Linked DNA regions of Homo sapiens: region 2 is linked to region 1. A link is a loop called in an ENCODE intact Hi-C map of the cell type or tissue named here. Cell type or tissue: dorsolateral prefrontal cortex. All regions are shown on one strand. Links, peaks and the distances in the headings refer to the core of each region. The heading gives the core; the rest is flanking DNA.

Region 1 (8,854 bases), core at 2,933-6,932:
CACCCAGGGAGAAGGGGGCACTGTGCACCCCTGAGGCCGACCCTAGCGGCTGTGGAAGAGCTAAGGAAACTTGGAAGCCCTGGACATCTCGGCTCTTGTATTTCAGCACGGCAGACGCAGATGGAGGAGAGAGAAACTCCCTCCTCTGGTGGTGTGTGCATGCAGGCAGCCCCAAGCTTTCCAAAGCCACTCTGCCGGCTCCTGGGGCCACCAGGGCGGGCAGCTAGATGGCCAAGTGGCAGGACAGTCACACAATTGCATGCGGCTCAGTTACGATGGGCACACAGGGAGCAGGTCCTCGGAGGGAGGGGCTGGGGCGGAGTCGGCTCCCTGCCTGACGTTTAGGTGAAACTCTTCTTTCATCTGGGCCCTGGGGGAGGCAGAGTCTGTGTGGGTCATAAGGAGGGGTCTCTGCAAATGGCAGCCTGCATGTGCTGGGGCTGTGGAGGAAGGGAGAGGGACTGCAGGGGTCTCTGAGCATGCCGCAGACCCCAGGGGAGCCCACACACTGGAGCAGGCCCCTCCCACCTCCTCACCTGCAGACGCCCCCAGACTCTGAGAGTCTCTGCTCCCCTCTCCACTGACATGGGCCCCAGAATTCCAGGAGGAGGCTGGAAAAGGCCATGCCTGCGCTGCCTCCTTCTGCCGCCGCCTCTTCCTCTCGCCTGCACTCCAGGGTCCATGTGGTGCAACGGAGTCCTTCCAGCACCCCCAGGCAGGGCAGGGCTGCCCACAGGTGCCCCCACAAGGCCAAGGGCTGCCACCTGCACGGACAGGTCTCAGCTCACCTGGGAGGGCCAAAGGACAGCTGGAATCCTCCCCGGGAGCAGCTGGAATCACCTGCAACCCTCGGTCAAGGAGTGGACCTGGGAGCAGTTACTGCACCCAGAGCTCCCTCCCTCTTCTGGTCTGAGGTGCTTTGGCCATGGCCCCTGCCAAACCAGCCCTTCCTGCTCTGCCCACCGCCAAGCCCAAAGCCTCCTCCCTAGCAGACCCGCCAGCTCTCCTGCTAGGCATAGTATAGGGCAAGGATAGCACCACAGTCCCCATTCTCACTGTCAGCCCCCACTATCCATCAAGGACGCCCAATGGTTCCAGGATCCAAGACAGCGACGTGGCCCAGCACTTCTGGTGTGGCCCCTGCGATGGCGTGACCAGAGAGAGCGAAGACACTTGCTCTCCCACGGGGGCCAGCAGGTGAACCCTGGGGCCAATCCCAGTAGCCTCCTGTGGGGAGAGAAGCTGCAGGAGAAGTGGAGGCCGGCCCTCCCCCGCACCCACCCCTCCAGGTTGGGATGGGGCTGCCACTCAGGCTTCAGCAGCCCCTTGGATCTATCTGCCTCGATTGCTGACCCCTTGGTACTGACAAGCGCAGCTGGCTGTTTTGTGACCTTTAGAATCTAAAGCAACACAAATAGAGCAGCCCCCTTGCCATGAAAGTCTGCAGGGCAAACTGTGGGCCCAGGGGATGTGCTGTTTTGGGGATGCGGCTCTCCCTCCTGCTGGCTGCACCTGGCTGGCAGGTTGGGCAGGACCCATGTTCCTTACCCGCATCCGAGGAATACCACAGTTGCCTGGTAAGCCCCAGGCCCCTTGGCATGGTTTGCAGCAGGGTTCGCATGGCAGGGAGTGGAAAGGCGGCCCCACCCTGTCCCTGCCGCTCTCCCCAGCTCTGCATAAGGGGCACATCTCTCCTGGCAGGGTGGAAGGGGCAGCCAGGTGTTCTGCCAGGATGGCAGGAAAGGGGAGAAGTGGCTGTGACTGTGCCTATGTCATCTGCACAGCCTGGGGGAGAGGAGAGAAGATAACAGAGGCAGAGAAGCTTCTCCTTGCTCCCCGTAAGAGTCTCTCAGCCCCTCAGCCTCTCCCAAAACCCCTGGTCAGAGGCAGAATACTCACTCCTGCTCAGGGGTGCCTCAGCTGAAGCTCTCAGGAAAGAAGGGGCCTGGCTCTGCAGTTCTTGAGGACATCAGAGAGGACACCCCTGGCCCTGTCACAATCCCTTCCAGAGAGCACCAGCGGCCTGGCTTGTCCCTGGATGTTGAAAAGTAGCTGTTCCCCACGGCCTTTCTTTCTCAGAGGAACATGCCCAACCAGGCAGGGAAGAGTCCTGACTACAAGCCAATGGGCTGCCCGACACCCATAAGGATGGCTGCTATCAAAAGCACAGAAAATAACAAGGCATTGGCGAGGGTGTGGGGAAGTTGCAACCCTCATGCATTGCTGGTGGGAATGGAAGATGGCGCCGCTGCTGCGGAAAAGGAAGGTTTGGCGGTTCCTTAAACAATCAGATGGAATTGCCATATGGTCAGCAACCCTGCTCCTGGGTACAGCCCCAAGAGAACTGAGAGCCGCAACTCCAACTGAGAAGTGCACTTCGTGTTCACGGCAGCATCACTCTCAATAGCCACACGGGGCGGCAGCCCAGTGTCCACGGATGGACGAATGGAGAAACAGAACATGCTCCATGCATAGAGGGAATATGACCAGCCTTACAATGGGAGGAAATTCTGACACACACAACATGGGAGAACCCTGGGGACATGACGCTGAGTGAAGTAAGCTGGTCACAACAGGACAAATCCTGTGTGAGTCCACTCATGTGAGGTCCTTAGAGTCATCAGATTCAGAGACAGAAAGGAGAATGGAGATGCCAGGGGCTGGGGAGATAGGAAGGGGGCTTCGTGTTTCCTGGGGACAGAGCTTCAGGTTAGAAAGATGAGAACATTCTGGAGATGGATGGTGATGGCCGCACAACAAGATGAATGTACTTAATGCCACTGAACAGTGCACTTAAAAATGGTTAAGATGGTACATTTTATGTTATGCATATTTTACCACAACGACAAAAAGTTTTTTCCAATCGCAGGGATGTATGTGTTCCATCCAGCTGCCTAGTCCTCCCTCCTTGCACACCCACCCATGCACACGCGTGCACACACGTTTCCCACACTAAAAGTTGGCCACGTTCTTCCTACAGCAAAAGAAAGGTACCTGCCCCCAATTTTCCCTCCACTAGATAATCTCCTTGAACAATTTCATAAAGAAGGATTCACACCGTGCCACGCGAGAAAGCCGTGTGTGTCAGCCAAGAGCCTGCGGCCTCTGGCCAAGAGCAAGAAGAAAGGCACAGACATAGATGCCCAGACATGTGAAGGTGGTCAGTCGTGGGGCCAAGTCTCAGGGCAGCATCCCAGCTCAGGGATGCTTCTTGGCAAGGAGGTCTGGGAGAAAATCAGGAAGTGGCAGACTAAGACCAAGACAGAGAGGGATGGATGTGGCTGTGCCAAGTGCCCTGGCATCCCCCAAGTCTGGGTGGCAAATCCACTCTCCTTAGACTTGCTGCTTGAGAAGGAGGTTTGGGAGAGGAATTCCTTCCCAAAAAGTGAGGGAGGACATGGCACGGAAGACCCAGCCCCTTCCCATGCAGCCTGGTACCAGGCAGTAGGTTTGAGGAGATGGCACCCTTGTCTGTGCTAGCTCAGACTGGGTCACCACCCAGCTACAAATGTATCCTTATTTAATCTATAGCAATTATATTCACATTCTGCTAGACAAATAGATTTTACAAGCCCTCAGTTAAATGTGGATAATTACGTCTGCTGGTGTCAAGGGACCGTATCGTCCAAGCTCAGGAGGAAGCGTGGCATCCTGAGTCCTCCTAATGCTGTAAATTAGCAGGCAACATTCCCATGGCAGCTAAGCAATTATCCATGATTTCATTTTTCCCCACGCCCCCTCCTCACCTCTGTGGGCTGCCCGGCCATGCCTGTGCACACATGTGTGTATGGATGTTTCAGGCATACGTGGCTGGGAATGGCTCATCTGTCTCTCGAGTTGCTAAGATGCCTTTTCCCCGTGAGAGGCCTCTCCCCATGTTGGGGTGCCACCCACTGCTCTGTGCTCTCCTGTGCCAACCTTTCTCCTGAAAATGTCCATCATCAGAGGTGTTTCCAGAAAACCAAAGATGAGCCAACGCCTCACCACTGCCAAGACCTACGTCTTGGCAGGGTTCTTGCAGATGCAGGAGGTCAAACAGGAGCTTCGGAAGTGCATAGCAGGCAACGAGGACCACCCAGTGCTCACAATGGTTGCCTGTGTGCATGTACACACACGTGTGCACAAAATTCAGAGGCGCTCAGGCGCTCCGAGGTTCACAAACGCCTGCAGCTCTGCCACTTTTACACAGGGCAATCTTGGAGAAGCCCCTTCATCTCCAGACCTCAGCACGTTCACCTCTAAACGGGAGAAGTGATACCCACCTCCCACCTGCAGTCCCCCTCACAATGTGGTTGTGAGATCATACGCAATGAAAAATAGGAAAGCATTTTGAAACACACAAAGCACCAATGAAATCAAAGGCAGGGCTGCTTGTGTGAGTTCTGGGCGCCCTGGTGTCTTGGCATCCTCTCCAAGAGCAGACTTATGAATGCTGTAAGATGGTTAACAGGGGCCGGGCGCGGTGGCTCATGCCTGTAATCCCAGCACTTTGGGAGGCCGAGGCAGGCAGACTGCCTCAGCTCAGAAGTTTGAGACCAGCTTGGGCAACACGGTGAAACCTCGTCTCTACTAAAATACAAAAAATTAGCCAGGCATGGCGGCGTGTTCCTGTAATCCCAGCTACTCAGGAGGCTGAGGCAGGAGAATCGCTTGAACCTGGGAGGCGGATGTTGCAGTGAGCTGAGATCATGCCACTGCACTCTAGCCTGGGCAACAGAGCAAGACTCCGTCTCATACACACACACACACACACACACACACACACACACACACACACACACAAAAGATGGTTAACAGGTGTGCCTCCTTTTAGGCAAATCTGATGTTTAAAAAACACAAATTGGCTGGTGAGTCACTTTACAAAAGGTCCCTTTAACGTGGAAATGGAAAGTTTCTGAGTGCATTTCAAATCTACTGCCATTTTTAAAAATACTTGTTTATCTACAAGTTTCTCAGAACATATGTGCAGCACCAAGTCAGGGACTCCCAATTAGAACGCCCCCACCCACGAAGGGAGCATGGGAGGAAAGTGTGAGTCAGCGGCCCCAGGGCTGCTGGGCGGAGTCCTCTGCCAGCCAGCCTGCTAGAGTCCCCTGGGACCTTCTCCCTCCACAGCCATGTCCAGGCTCTGTCCAGCACCTAGGTCTGCCCCCATCCCAACCCAGGAGAAGGGGTCCACATTCTCACAGGGGTCTCCATGGCACCACTGTTAGCAGGCAGGGCAGGCCTAGGGGAGGGAAGTGCACGGGAACCGCTTGCCTCCCAGCCACTGCTCTGCAGCTGAAGAGCTCGGCCACCCGAGGGGAGGGTGGAGGAAAGAGGCCTTGCTGTGAGGAATCTCACCCCTGCCACAGGAGGGTCAGGCCTCTGCCCTCAGCTTCTAGGACAGGATGTCTAAGCCCCTGGAACGGCTTACTGATGAGTGTCTTTATTTACTCAGGGTCTTCGTCTAGCCAGGAAGTAACAATGTGATGTGGGGGCTGGTCTGGGGTCTCACGGGATCAGCTGACCTCTAGAAAGCCTGGAGACTCAGGTCAGCCATGTACACCTCCCAAGCCGCCATGATGAAGCTGGTGAAGACTCGGGCATGGAGGCCCAGGGGCTTCCCTGCTGAGTGAGCCTCCCCTGGTGGGTTGAGGGGCTTCCCTACTGGGTGAGCCTCCCCAGGTGGGTCGAGGGCCTTCCCTGCTGGGTGAGCCTCCCCAGGTGCTGTCAAACATCAGTGCCAGGAAGATGACACCGTCCTGGCTTCACAGCAGAGGGCAGGATGCTCCGTGCCCTAACCTACAGGCCTCCATGCCCTAACCTCCGCGGCCGCTTCTCTCAGCTGGTTCCACCCTGTGTCTTTTAGCTGTAATGAACCCTGAGCGTGAGAACCATGACTGCTGGGCTCCGAGGTCCTCTAGCAAACAACCGGGCCTGAGAGTGGTTCTGGAAGCCTCTACGCTTGAGGCTGGTGTCAGAAGTGGGGCTGCTTGAAGTGGATGGCCCCCTCAATGTGGAAGGAGGCTGGGCCTGGCTGCCTGCCAAGCCTAGGGGCCTCTCCAGAGCCCACGGACCACAGCCACTGGCAGGACAGCAGCTCTCAGCCCCTCCCCCTGAAGAAAGCATGTGGGGAGGGACAGGGCCCAGGGCCTCACCTGGACAGGAGGCGAGGCTCAAATGACCCATGCTGGCATTGGGTGACAGGAGGGGGCCCCAGAAGTTGAGGACACAAGGAACATGGACCCCTGACCAGGGCATGCGGGACCCCAGGGGCACACCGAACGCGGTCACCATAGGACCAAACAAGATGACCATAGGACCAAGCAAGATGACGCAGGCCCCTGGCAAGCCTGAGGCCGGGGCAGCAGCCATGCTCTCTCCTCCTGTGGTGGGGAGGTCTCCTTGAGGCCTTGGGACAAGGGCAGAGAGAGAGAAGGGGAAGGAAGTGATCAGGTGCCGGAAGGCCCCGTGAGGGTGGCCCACGAGGCTCATGGGTTCCAGGAACCCACGCCCCACCCCAAGCTGCCCGGTCCTCAGCAACTGGCCCCATGTTCCACAGGCTCAGCAGCTCCCAACAGAATTCTAGGTGCTGCCCGGACGAGATGAGGAGGGGGACTTGCCGGCTGCTGGCTTCCAGCCTCATGGGGTACAGAGGCACCCAGGGAGGGGCAGAGAGGGGAGAAGAGCATTGAAGGGGCTGAGAGAGGCGGGACTTGGAGCCTGGGGAGAAGGGTGTGGGCCGGGGAGGAGAGGAGAGGTCCTGAGAAGGCCCTCTGATGATAGCTGCTCTGGAGAGGCAGAAGGGAGACAGGGAAACAGGGGGAGCCATGTGCAGACAGCAGTTGGGACGGGCACGCGGGGAGGGCTGGCCCCCGACAGCGGCAGCACAGCCTCGTCTTCCTGGTAAATCATCCTATGGCCTCGCTGGCAACTGTGACCAAGATGCCCAACCCCCCTCCCCACACATTCAACCCCTCCCTCCGTCCTGTGCTGCCACAGCACCCCCACTGCCTCCCTGTGCCCGGCCCTCCACTCCCAGGCCGGTGCCTCCAGGAAGCCCAGGGGGTCACCTGCCCGAGCCGGCTGCTGCCCTCTGTGTTTCACCCAGGGCTTCCCGGCCCAGGCTGCCTCCTCTGTCCTCCCGCTCCCTACACACCCCTTCATTTGCGGAAGCCGCCAGGCAGACACTCGGTCTGGGCAAGGCCCAGGGTCCAGCAGCCTCAGGCTGGGCGGGGCCAGGCTGGGCAGATGCTGGGTCGTCACCCCGGCAGTGCTCCTCTCTGCCTGGGCGCAGTGGCGGGAACCCGGGGTGCACCCTGGCTCTTCTCCATCACCACCTGTTAGGGTCTAAATTGTGCCCCCTCCCCAACTTCATATGTTGCAGCCCTGACCCCCCTGTGTAGCTGCATTTGGAGGTGGAGCCTATAAGTAGGTTATTAAGGTTCAGTGAAGTCACAGGGACCCTCATCGGATGGGATTGATGCCCTTACAGGAAGAGACAGCAGGGCGATATGCACTCTCTCTTCCTCTCCCTGTCTCCCTCTCTGTGTTTCTGTCTGTCTCTCTCCAGGGGTGCACAGAAAAGGCCACGTGAGGTCGCAGGGAGAAGGCGGCATCTACACCAGAAAGAGTCCTCACAGGCACGGGACAGGCCGGCCCCTGCGACGGGACTTCGGGTGCCCCGTGTGCCACGAACTCCCCTCTTTCTGCCTCCAGCCCCAGTCTCCTTCCAGACTCCAGACTCTTGGGTCCAGTGGCCAACTAGTCACCCCCACCAGAGTTTTCAAACGTGTCTTGGCGTCACATGTCCAAAACCAAACTCCTCACGTCCTGCGGTCTCCCCGTGGAAGCCCCATCTTTCCAGGTTCCCAGGTACAAGTTCGTGGCATTGTCCTGGATTCCTTGACCGTCCTCGCCACGCCCCCATCGACCAGGATGCCAGGAGCCAGGATGATTCTGCTTTCAATGCTTGTGCAGATCCTGCCGCACAGACCCCAACCCTACCTCCAGTGTGGTCCGGCGCCACCACCTCTGCCGGACGTTTGCTATCTCTCTACCTCCGTGCCCAGCCCCCGGCTATTCTCAGCACAGCAGCCAAAGAGATTCCTTTAAAATAGAAGTCACATCCTGCCAGCGCTGCCGGTACCCAGCACCTGGGGTTCTCCGCTATCTCCCACACATCGTTCTCAAACGCCGCCACCTCTCCACGCTGGACACTGCCCCCTGTGCAAACGCAGCCCCCACCCCTTCGTCCCATTTGCTTTTTCCCAGGAATGCCTGCCCCCCCGACCACCCCGTGCCCACAGACAAGGTCAGCTCAATACATACTTGTTCAAGGAACGGACAAGGAACAAGCCCAGTGGAGTCGCTGCTGGGCAGGGCTGCCCATCAGCAAATCCCCTTGCAACTTCTCCATCGTCCACGAGGCTCTTGGTGACCCCATCCCGGATGCCCAGTCCAGGCGCACACTCAGTCATGTGCTACCCAGAGCACGCCACATGCCCTCAGCTCCCTGAGGCCTTTGCAGCCACTATGCCCTCTACACGGAATGGCTCCCTCTTGTCCTCTCTTGGCAAGGGCCAGCCAGCCTGCAGCCCTAGCCCAGGCACCCCTTCATCCAAGGAGACCTCCCTGCCCCTCAGTCCGAGTCAGGAGCCCCTTCTGTGGGCGCCCTCTAGGCACCCTCACTCACCCCATACCAGGGTGCTGCACAGCCTTCAGCCCTCCCTGTCTCCTGCTCACAGCAGAAGCTCCCTGCAGCCAGGGGCGGGTCTTATTCACCCCTCTCCCCAAGTGCAGAGCGGAATCCTCCAGGCAAGTACATCATGTGAGGAATGAACACACAGTAGGGGCTCTCCCAGCACAGGTG
Region 2 (8,854 bases), core at 3,006-7,005, 58 kb after region 1:
CATTCAGGGACGTCAGCCTGATGGATTTCCAGGCCTTGCATACTGTTCTGGACACTCCAGGCACACAGATGCCTCCCACAAGAAGTTGTGTTACGAGTGTATTATTTGATCTTTGTTGAACTTGGGTTTATCTTTGCTTGCTTTCAGGCCCTCCCATAATGTTGACATCCTGATGAACCCCCGCTGGTGACGGCAGGTGGCCACACCCTGCAAGCTCCCTGTAATTCCAGCCATTACTCAGCAATGCTCAGCAATGCAAGGTCACTCAGAAACACCATCTGTCCAAGCTCCATCTCCCCTCCCACCCCAAAGGAAAAAAGAAAAATTATTCTGTTCCGCCTCCATTTTTCTCCTCCTCCTAAAAGCACACACACACACTCACACACACACACACGCAGAACTAAAGTTAGGCTTGCCTTGACCTCTACTTCTAAATTAATTTTCCTTCCTCAGGCATTTGCTGACGCTCCTTTTCTGTTCTTTCCCCCACAGAACACAGATGTCTTTGAAAGCACCAATCCTGCAAACACTTTGTATATCCTTGCAAATCGGGTAAAAGAATAATTTTCTCCAAATCTATACAAATCCTCACTCGTCCATTCACCTTTGCCATGGAATTCACCGGCAACCCCCTCTGAGGAATGCACGTGTCAATGCAGAAAAAAAAAAAAATGAAGAAATTCCGGAATCACATCGAGGGGCCTCAGCCCCAGGTCCCATCTAAGAATGAGGCCAGCAAGAACCACTTAGGCTCTTGGATGCCGTTGACTCACGTCCCTGGTGGCCCTTGATCATTTTGAATCTAAAACATATGGATTTATACAGATTCATGTGGAACCTTCTCATGTTTCTCCATCCAGAATATCTCTGTGACGATGCAGTCACAAGTTCTGCAGTTACTTCTGTGTGACAGGGTCTGTTTGGATCATGCTTGCACAGGTGTCGATATACCATCCTGGAACACGAGGACTAACCCTCCTTTCCCTCAACGGATGGTGACAATCATTTATTGGCTCTCACTGAAGACACAGCCCTTATCGCTGGGGGACTCAGCATCTCAGAGGAGGATGGGCTGTGCATGCAGAGGGAACACAGGGAGCAAAGTCTGTGCAGAAGGTCACCTCACTCACATTTGACTTTTGTATCCGTGAACTTCAGTGCAGCGTGTACCCAGGATCTATTTTCTGCTTCCATTCCCCCTCATTCCCTGGTGCCATTAGTTCCTTTTCCTAAAGTCCTCATGGGTCTCCCCCAGCCCTGGACTCTTACCTCCACCATCACCACCTGACTCAGTCCCTGCTGCCCGCCCACTGGCCTGCCTCACCACCAGAGCCCCACGCATCACTAACTTCAGCACCCGTGCCCACCCAAAAATGTGTCCACATCCCTCTCTCCCCAGAGGTCTCTTTTTCCCTCTGTTTCTTGGGCCTGACTCCTACCTTTCCTTCCAATTCATTCCTTCCACACCTCAAGAGCCCCCTGGAGAGACCTCACAGGCTCCCCTCTCCTGGCCCAGCTCTACAACGCCTCCCTCTCCCACAGGCAGAGCAAGACTCCAGTTTCTCTCTCCTGTGACAAAAGTGTGCGCCCAAAACTTGCAGCACGAACTGTTTATTTTTAGGTTTAGATTTGGGGTCTGGCTTTTAATTCTTAGTTTGTTCTCAAGTCCGATCTCAGCAGTGGGAGGTGGGAAGTGGGTGGGGGACAGAGAATGATCTCAGCTCATCGTTCCAGGTGCCTCCCTCTCCACTAGGTCTGTGGACGGCCTTCTGACCTGGGGTCCTGGGGTTCTTCCAATGTCCACTCTTACAGCTCCAGTCATTCTGGCCTTGGTTTTACCGCTCAGCCTGCATACCTTCTTATCATTGTCTTAAAATCAGCCAAGGGATGGTTCTTTTCCAGAGCATCTCAGTGTCTGGGTGAGATCAGGGCCGAGGGTCAGGGGACACCTCAGGATGAGTCGTGGGCTGTAGAGTCATAGTGCCTGGGTTCATCTTCCTCCCTGGCAGCCTTGGAGGATACAGTGGGTGGAATCATGTCCCCCCAAAACATGTTCCAGCCCTAACCCCCAGGACCTGGGAATGTGGCCTTAGTTGGAAATAAGGTCTTTGCAGATGTGATGAAGGTAAGAGGTGGGCCCCGATCCAATGACTGGTGTCCTTAGAAGAGGAGGGGAATGAGAACACACAGGTGCACACACATGCATGCGTGCACACATGTACACACACAAATGCACACACACACAGGAAGGTCGTGCGCGACAGGATACACAGGCATGGGGGTGGGGTTGCCTCATGATGATGGAGGCAGAGACTGGACTGACAGTGCATCTATAAGCCAAGGCCCACAGAGGATGGCCAGTGGCCCCCAGAGCCAGGAGAAAGGCCTCCGTGTGTGGGACAGTTTCTCCCTGAGAAGCAACCCCGCTGCCCTCCTGATTTTGGATCCTGGCCTCCAGGAATTGGTGAGAACGAAGAGCTATCGTGAGAAGCCACCCAGTCTGTGGCATTCTGTGATGGCAGTCACGGGACACCGACCCAGATGATCTGAATTTCCAGCCCCACTGGCCAGGCTGACTGTCCTGGGGGCTGCACCTGACACCCTGTGCTCTGGGGGCCACTGACACCCTGAGGACCAGGCCCTGCTGGCTCCTCTCCTTGGATTATTTCCATCTGGGGAGCAGCGGCAGGGCCCTCCCTTCCCGCTCCAGCGCTGGAACTACATCTGGAAGCTCTTCTCACCCTTAATTGTTCTTAATGCTTTAACACACGGAGTGACTAATGGGCTCTAATTGGGAGCGGTGTCCTGGGGAACTCGCCCACAGCGCCCTCTGCGACCCGCCCAGTCTCCTCCGCTGCTCACTCACAGAGCTCTAAAGTCACCAAGGAAAAATATTGGCCCGTTTTTCTATTTTTTTAAAAAATGTCACACCAGTGCCAAAAAGCAGTTTTATCCTTCAGCCAACAAGTATAGGGCAAAGAAAAGGATAGAGGCAAAGCCAAAAGCAGATGGGACAAAATATCACAAATGCCACTGAGGTCTGTGACATCTGTCTAGAGACAAAGAGTTCTTGGAGGCAAACCCCACGCCAGTCAGTTCAGGGCGTGTGAAGGATTCCAGCCACATGTTTCCCCTTGAAGGGGAAAGGAAAGAGGGGATAAGGCATCTCTGATGTCTTCTCATCTCCTCTCCGACCCCTGTGAGGGGTAAGTGGTGACTGCCAAGTCACCAGAACTGCAGAGAAGGAACCAGATGATAGAGAGGATAGGCAGAGGCAGGGTGGCAGAATTAGGGGGTCTGGAAAAGAAAGTGCAGAAAAGCCTGAAGTGCACACAATTCCTCAGTGGGGTGGCGGGGACAGAGAGAGACAGACAGAGACAGAGAAGGAGGAAGAGGAGGGGGAATGAGAAAGGAAAGAAGTAGGGGGAGAGAAAAAAGAAGAAAGAGGAGAAAGAGGAAAAGGAGACGGAAGAGGAAGAAGAAGAAAAGGAGGAGGAGGAAGGTGCTCACCCTGTAACCCCAGCACTTTGGGAGGCCTAGGTGGGTGGATCACTTGAGGTCAGGAGTTCGAGACCAGCCTGGCCAACAGGGTGAAACCCCGTCTCTACTAAAAATACAAAAATTAGCCAGGCGTGGTGGTGGGCGCCTGTAATCCCAGTTACTCGGGAAGCTGAGGCAGGAGAATCTCTTAAACCCAGGAGGTAGAGGTTGCAGTGAGCTGAGATCGCGCCACTGCACTCCAGCCTGGGTGAAAGAGCAAGGCTCCGTTTCAAAAAAAAATAAATAAAGATAAATTAAAAAAAAAAAAAAAAAAAGAGGGCGCGGTGGCTCACACCTGTAATCCCAGCACTTTGGGAGGCCAAGGCAGGTGGATCACGAGGTCAGGAGATCGAGATCATCCTGGCTAACACGGTGAAACCCCGTCTCTACTAAAAATACAAAACATTAGCCAGACGTGGTGGCGGGCGCCTGTAGTCCCAGCTACTTGGGAGGCTGAGGCAGGAGAATGGCGTGAACCCGGGAGGCGGAGTTTGCAGTGAGCTGAGATCGCCCCATCGCACTCCAGCCTGGGCGACAGAGCGAAACTCCGTCACCGGAAAAAAAAAAAGAGGAGGAGGAGTAGGAAAAAAGGGTGAAACAGAAGCAATGGAGTGGGGCCCCAGGTCCTTGTCTCATGTCCTCTTTCTCACAGGGACATCCTCAGAGCTTGCTCTGGTGGTGAACAAGCAAAGGGGCAGGGTGGCAGAATTAGGCAGGATCAGAATGAGGGACTGAAGTGGCTGAGCCTGGCATCCTTCCTAAATATTTTCCAAATACATTTCTTAATAGAAAAGGAATCACAGAAGTTTTTAGGACCCAAGTCTCCAAAGACTGGCTCAAACTAAAGTCTTCTCATTAAAATATTGGATCCAAGAAGGAAATAAGATGCCCCTGTAGGAAGGAGAGACCCCAGCAACGTCCTTCAGCTGGGCACCGCCTGTTCCACCCAGGAGCACCTAGGACGAGCTCCTGCAAAAGGAATGCATTCACTGCAAGCCTGGGAGCAACGTCCCATCCGCTTCTGGTATAACTAAATGAAGCCATGATCCCCCTCTCCCCGCTGCCAAGCAACGCTCATGTGCTCCAGGAAGCCCCACGCACGTTCCCACGGCTCATGCGGGCAGCCTGTGTCTCGGCTCAGCCCTCAAGGGTGCCATGCTCCCCGTGTGATGGATTCCAGTTTAACAGCTTTTAAAAACAAGCAGACAAGAGACGGGCGTGATGGATGAGTGCAGGAAGCACGCTCATTTGGAGATGATTTATGGGAAGTCATGTGTTGCCGCTCATGGGTGCGTCCCTGAGGGTGGGGGCCGGGGTGGATGGATGAGTTTGGATAGTGTAAGCTGCACTACCACGGCAGGCTCACACTCAGCCCCATGGCGTGTGCGGCAGCTCCCGCTCCCATCTCATCACGGCAGGCTCACACTCAGCCCCATGGCATGCGCGGCAGCACCCGCTCCCATCTCATGCTGTCTGCATCAGGGCAGAAGACTTTGTTTATCTCTCAGCTCCAGAACAAAGATGCTCCCCCATCCCCAAAAACATCTAGAGAAGAGACAACCGGCCACATTCCTTGGCTCCTCTGTGTGACCCCAACAACGAACAGCAATGTGGTTTAGGAAAATTCAGGTTATCCCATGAGAGTGGTGAAGGGGAGGGGAAAGGAAGGGAAGGGTCAGGGTTGGAGGAGCAGATGACCCTCCTCTGGAGTTTTTGCTCAGGCCCATCTCTTCCCTGTGGACCTGAAAGACCCATCTGCTCCAGGCCTCAGCCACTGCATGTAACAGACAAATCTCGTTTTGCAGCATCCATGTTTTTAATAAGGACTTAGAATTTACTATACAGTAAAACCCAAATTGAATCCATAGTTAAAGGGATGAGCTTTAAAACGGGATCTAATTGACAGGACCCTTTCCGAGGCAGAGGCAATGAACCAGGGCTGAGGCAATGTCCTAGGAGGAAACTGCTTCCTCCCCACACTCTCCTTTGAAGCAAGGACTCGCCTGCAGTGATGGGGAGTCTCGGTCGAAGGGCTCCTTGCCAAGGCCATTCCTGAATCAGAAAGGCCAGCCCGCCTCACTGGGGCAAAAGCTCCTGCAGGCTTTTCCCTGCCCGGGTTTCTCCATCACTGTTCTCCAAGTCCCTCTTAGGAAGCCCCTTCCTCTAGTCACATTCCTTTGGGCCATGGACGGCATCCACATGCCAGAGCTCTGGTAGCCCAAGGGGTGGTTTTGGCGGCCCCTTCTCTGAAGCCCATGTCCAGGCTGCAGGGAGAACCCAGGAGCTCGCGGGGCAGGAGGGTGTCTACAGGCACACCTGACCTCAGATGTGTGTACATGGCCCTCTTCCTTCAGACACCCGCCATCCACCATCCTGAAGGTGAATAAAAGACAGGCAGAGATTCAAAGCCACACGCAGGCCTCAGACTGCATTGCTCCTTGCTCTGAGGGGCTTCCTCTCAGAGGGGCTTCCTTCTCTCCCCTTGACCTCACCCTTTTAGAAAAGGAAGACTCTGAAAGGCAGATTCCTCACTTCACAATTCAGAGCACACCTTTGGAATCAACAAGGGGCTGGACAGTGAACACACCGAGGGAAGCAGCTCAGGTCCAAAAGAGCTTGTGGGGTGACCCCACCAACCCTGGACTTCCCAGACGCTCCCTCGGGGGTGGGCTGGTCTTGTACTTTCACTGTTGATGACCCCGAGGATTTACCTATTTGGGGGACACAGGTTCTCAGACCCACAGAAAGGTGAGGCTGGGCCCCGCAACCTCCTTCTTGGAGGCAGCAGGAAGTGGCATTTTCAGAGGAGCATGGGAGATGGTGCTACCGTCACGGCCTGCAGGATGTCTGTACGTCAGGGCCCTCCCCTAGGGACAGAGCTGCACGCATCTTCTTGGAACTAGGCGTCTGAGGTTCCAGAGACAGAGCATGATCTCAGGGGGTCTCTCGTCCTGCACTGAGGCCAGCCCCAAACCTCGTGCCCTATACTCATTTTCTCAGACAGCCTGCAAGCACAGTGATCTTGGCACAGAGCGACCTGACCAGGAGCCGTAGTGGATGGCACACCAGTGCTGCCTTCACAGCGACACTGCAGGGAGCCCCAGGACAGAAAGAGCCAGAAAGAGCAGTGGGATTCCTGCCCTCTAAACAGTCACATTGCTGCTTCTCTGTCCCATACAGGCTGGGGTGTGTGGCCTTCCTATCTGGGCTCCCCGAGGGGGCCCCTGATGGTTTACGGAATGGGGTGACAGCCGTTTCAGCAGAGGAGGGGAGTTGTTTAAGGGTTTATCTCAGACATGGGCCCAGATCCACCACTCCTCTCCTCCCGGGTCCATGGCAGAGCCAGTGCTCCCAGGGATAGAGTGCGACAGTGGGCTCGCTCGTCAGCTGTCCCTTGCTTCCACTCTGTCCCCCTCACAGAAGGCAGAGACACCTTTGTATGTCTCAGGCCATTCAATCCCTCACTCAGAGCCCTGCAGTGGCTCCCACCACCCTTAAGACAAAATCCAAAGTCCTCAGTCCCAACCTAAAGGCCTCTGCATCCAGCCCTGGACCCTCTTCGTCATCTCCTTCCTCCACCTGCACAGCCCCCGGACCCCGTGATGCCAGCCCCTCCTGCTACTTCTCCAGCATGCCCACACGTTGCTGCCTCGGCGCCTTGGCACTGGCCATTCCCTCTGTCTGGAACACTCTCCCCTCAGACATCCTGGGGTCCTCCCTCCCTTCCTTCTGTCTTGGCTCACAACATCAGCACCGGGGCCTGCCCTTCTGTCCTGGGCAACTGCAGCCCCCACCATTCCCCGTGGTCTTAATGCACTGCATTTATCTTCACAGCGTTATGGCGCCTGACATACATTTATTCGCCATGTCCCTGCTAAAATATAAACACCATGAGGGCCAGAACTTGACCTTGTCTCCACTGCGTCTCCAGCACCCCAAACAGGGCTCAGCACATCGGGGGCTCAAGGTTGTGGAATGAACAATGTAGGGCAGTCTGGATGGATGAGCTACGGCAAGAAGACCCCAAGGAGCCCTGGAGCAGAGAAGAGCACCCATGGCCTTCACCAGAGAGAAGCAAGCAGTGCACGCCTGGAGAAGCACCCAGACTGTGCATAGAGACTTCCAATTCTGCAAACTCTGGAAAGAGCATCTTTTGATGGGTATTGGAGAGACCAGCCTGTGTCCGGGCCTCTGGTCTCTTTGTCCAGGGTTCTCGTCGGCATCATCTGCTCAGCCTACAGTGGGTCATCATGCAAAGCCTGCCTGCAGGCTTCAGGGCTCCAGTCCTCCCTGCCTGGGGGTCGCTGACCCACAGCTTTGCATTGTCTATCAGCAGGGAATGGGGCTGCACTGAACCTCATGGGGGTTTAAGAAAGAATTCACCTGGTGTCTGTCCCTGGTTCCTGGGAGGTGATCTCTAAAACTGCTGGGGTTTCCAAGGGATAGGAGTGTCTTCTGTTATTCATAAAAAGCCACTCCTGACCACACCTGACCGTGTGCTGACCTGGCAACTCACAGGGACCCGTAGGAAGCTTCAAGTGTGAGGCTGGCCGTGCACGTGATTAGAGGGTTGGAAATTTCACTCCCCACCTCAGGGGAGCAGAGAGGGCTAGAGACAGCTCAGTCACGTGGCTCGGGGAGCTTGCGGTTGGTGAACTTGTGGGTGAACCAGCAGGGTGGTGCATCCTAACACCATGGGGAATGGGTGTGGATGCTCCGAACTCAACCTGTGTGTATCATACGACTGTCATACAACTGTCATTTTTAGTGTAGTGCTTTTTTGTTGCTGTCGTTCTGTGAACTGTAGCAAATTATCAAAACTGAGGGGTCCTGGGAACCTCTGAATTTGCCACTGGTCACAAGTGCAGGTGACCCTGGCAGCTTGCATTCGAAGTGAGAGCCATCTTACAGAGCACTTGGCCCAAACCCTGTGGAGTCTGACGCTGACTCCGGCGGTTAGTGTCAGAGCTGAACGGCAGTCACCCTCTCGGGGTGGGAACAGAGGCATCATGCCGTCCCCTCTAGAGCCACAGGAAGGCTTCAGGGCCCTCCCTGAGCCGCGGAGCAATCTGGGCAGCAGAACACGAACCGTGCAGGGGAGGGTCAGGCCCTGACTTTGGACTCTATGGCATCTTTGTTGACACCAGACAGTGGACCCCACACCCCGCCCACCCTCCTTCCAGGACTAACTGCCCCGCAGCCAGGCTGATGGGCTTCGAGGTACAAAGAGCGGTCACTCCTTAAAAATTCTACCCCATACCTTCTTGGGCGTCCGTCGATGTTCCCCCTCCTACTCCACAAAGACACCATGACT

The links. Hi-C counts contacts between places; a loop is a spot of excess contacts. Peaks named below come from ENCODE experiments on the same cell type or tissue, not always from the same donor. Only the 100,000 strongest peaks of a DNase experiment are listed, where the experiment ranks them.
Region 2: a loop joins it to region 1, with 3 times the contacts of the local background. A loop is called at or near these places in 1 of 110 quality-filtered maps.

What each region holds. Positions count from the first base shown.
Region 1 is chr17:79,415,394-79,424,247 of GRCh38, forward strand. All of the region lies in intron 2 of RBFOX3 (RNA binding fox-1 homolog 3), which reads right to left. Among named protein-coding and RNA genes, the nearest start is that of RBFOX3, 190 kb to the right of the region's middle. In dorsolateral prefrontal cortex, for the core only: no CTCF peak of the experiment used is centred there; a DNase peak (open chromatin) is centred at 5,028; H3K27ac peaks cover 2,690 bases.
Region 2 is chr17:79,473,462-79,482,315 of GRCh38, forward strand. All of the region lies in intron 2 of RBFOX3 (RNA binding fox-1 homolog 3), which reads right to left. Among named protein-coding and RNA genes, the nearest start is that of RBFOX3, 130 kb to the right of the region's middle. RefSeq lists an enhancer at 66-360. In dorsolateral prefrontal cortex, for the core only: no CTCF peak of the experiment used is centred there; a DNase peak (open chromatin) is centred at 4,648; H3K27ac peaks cover 2,634 bases.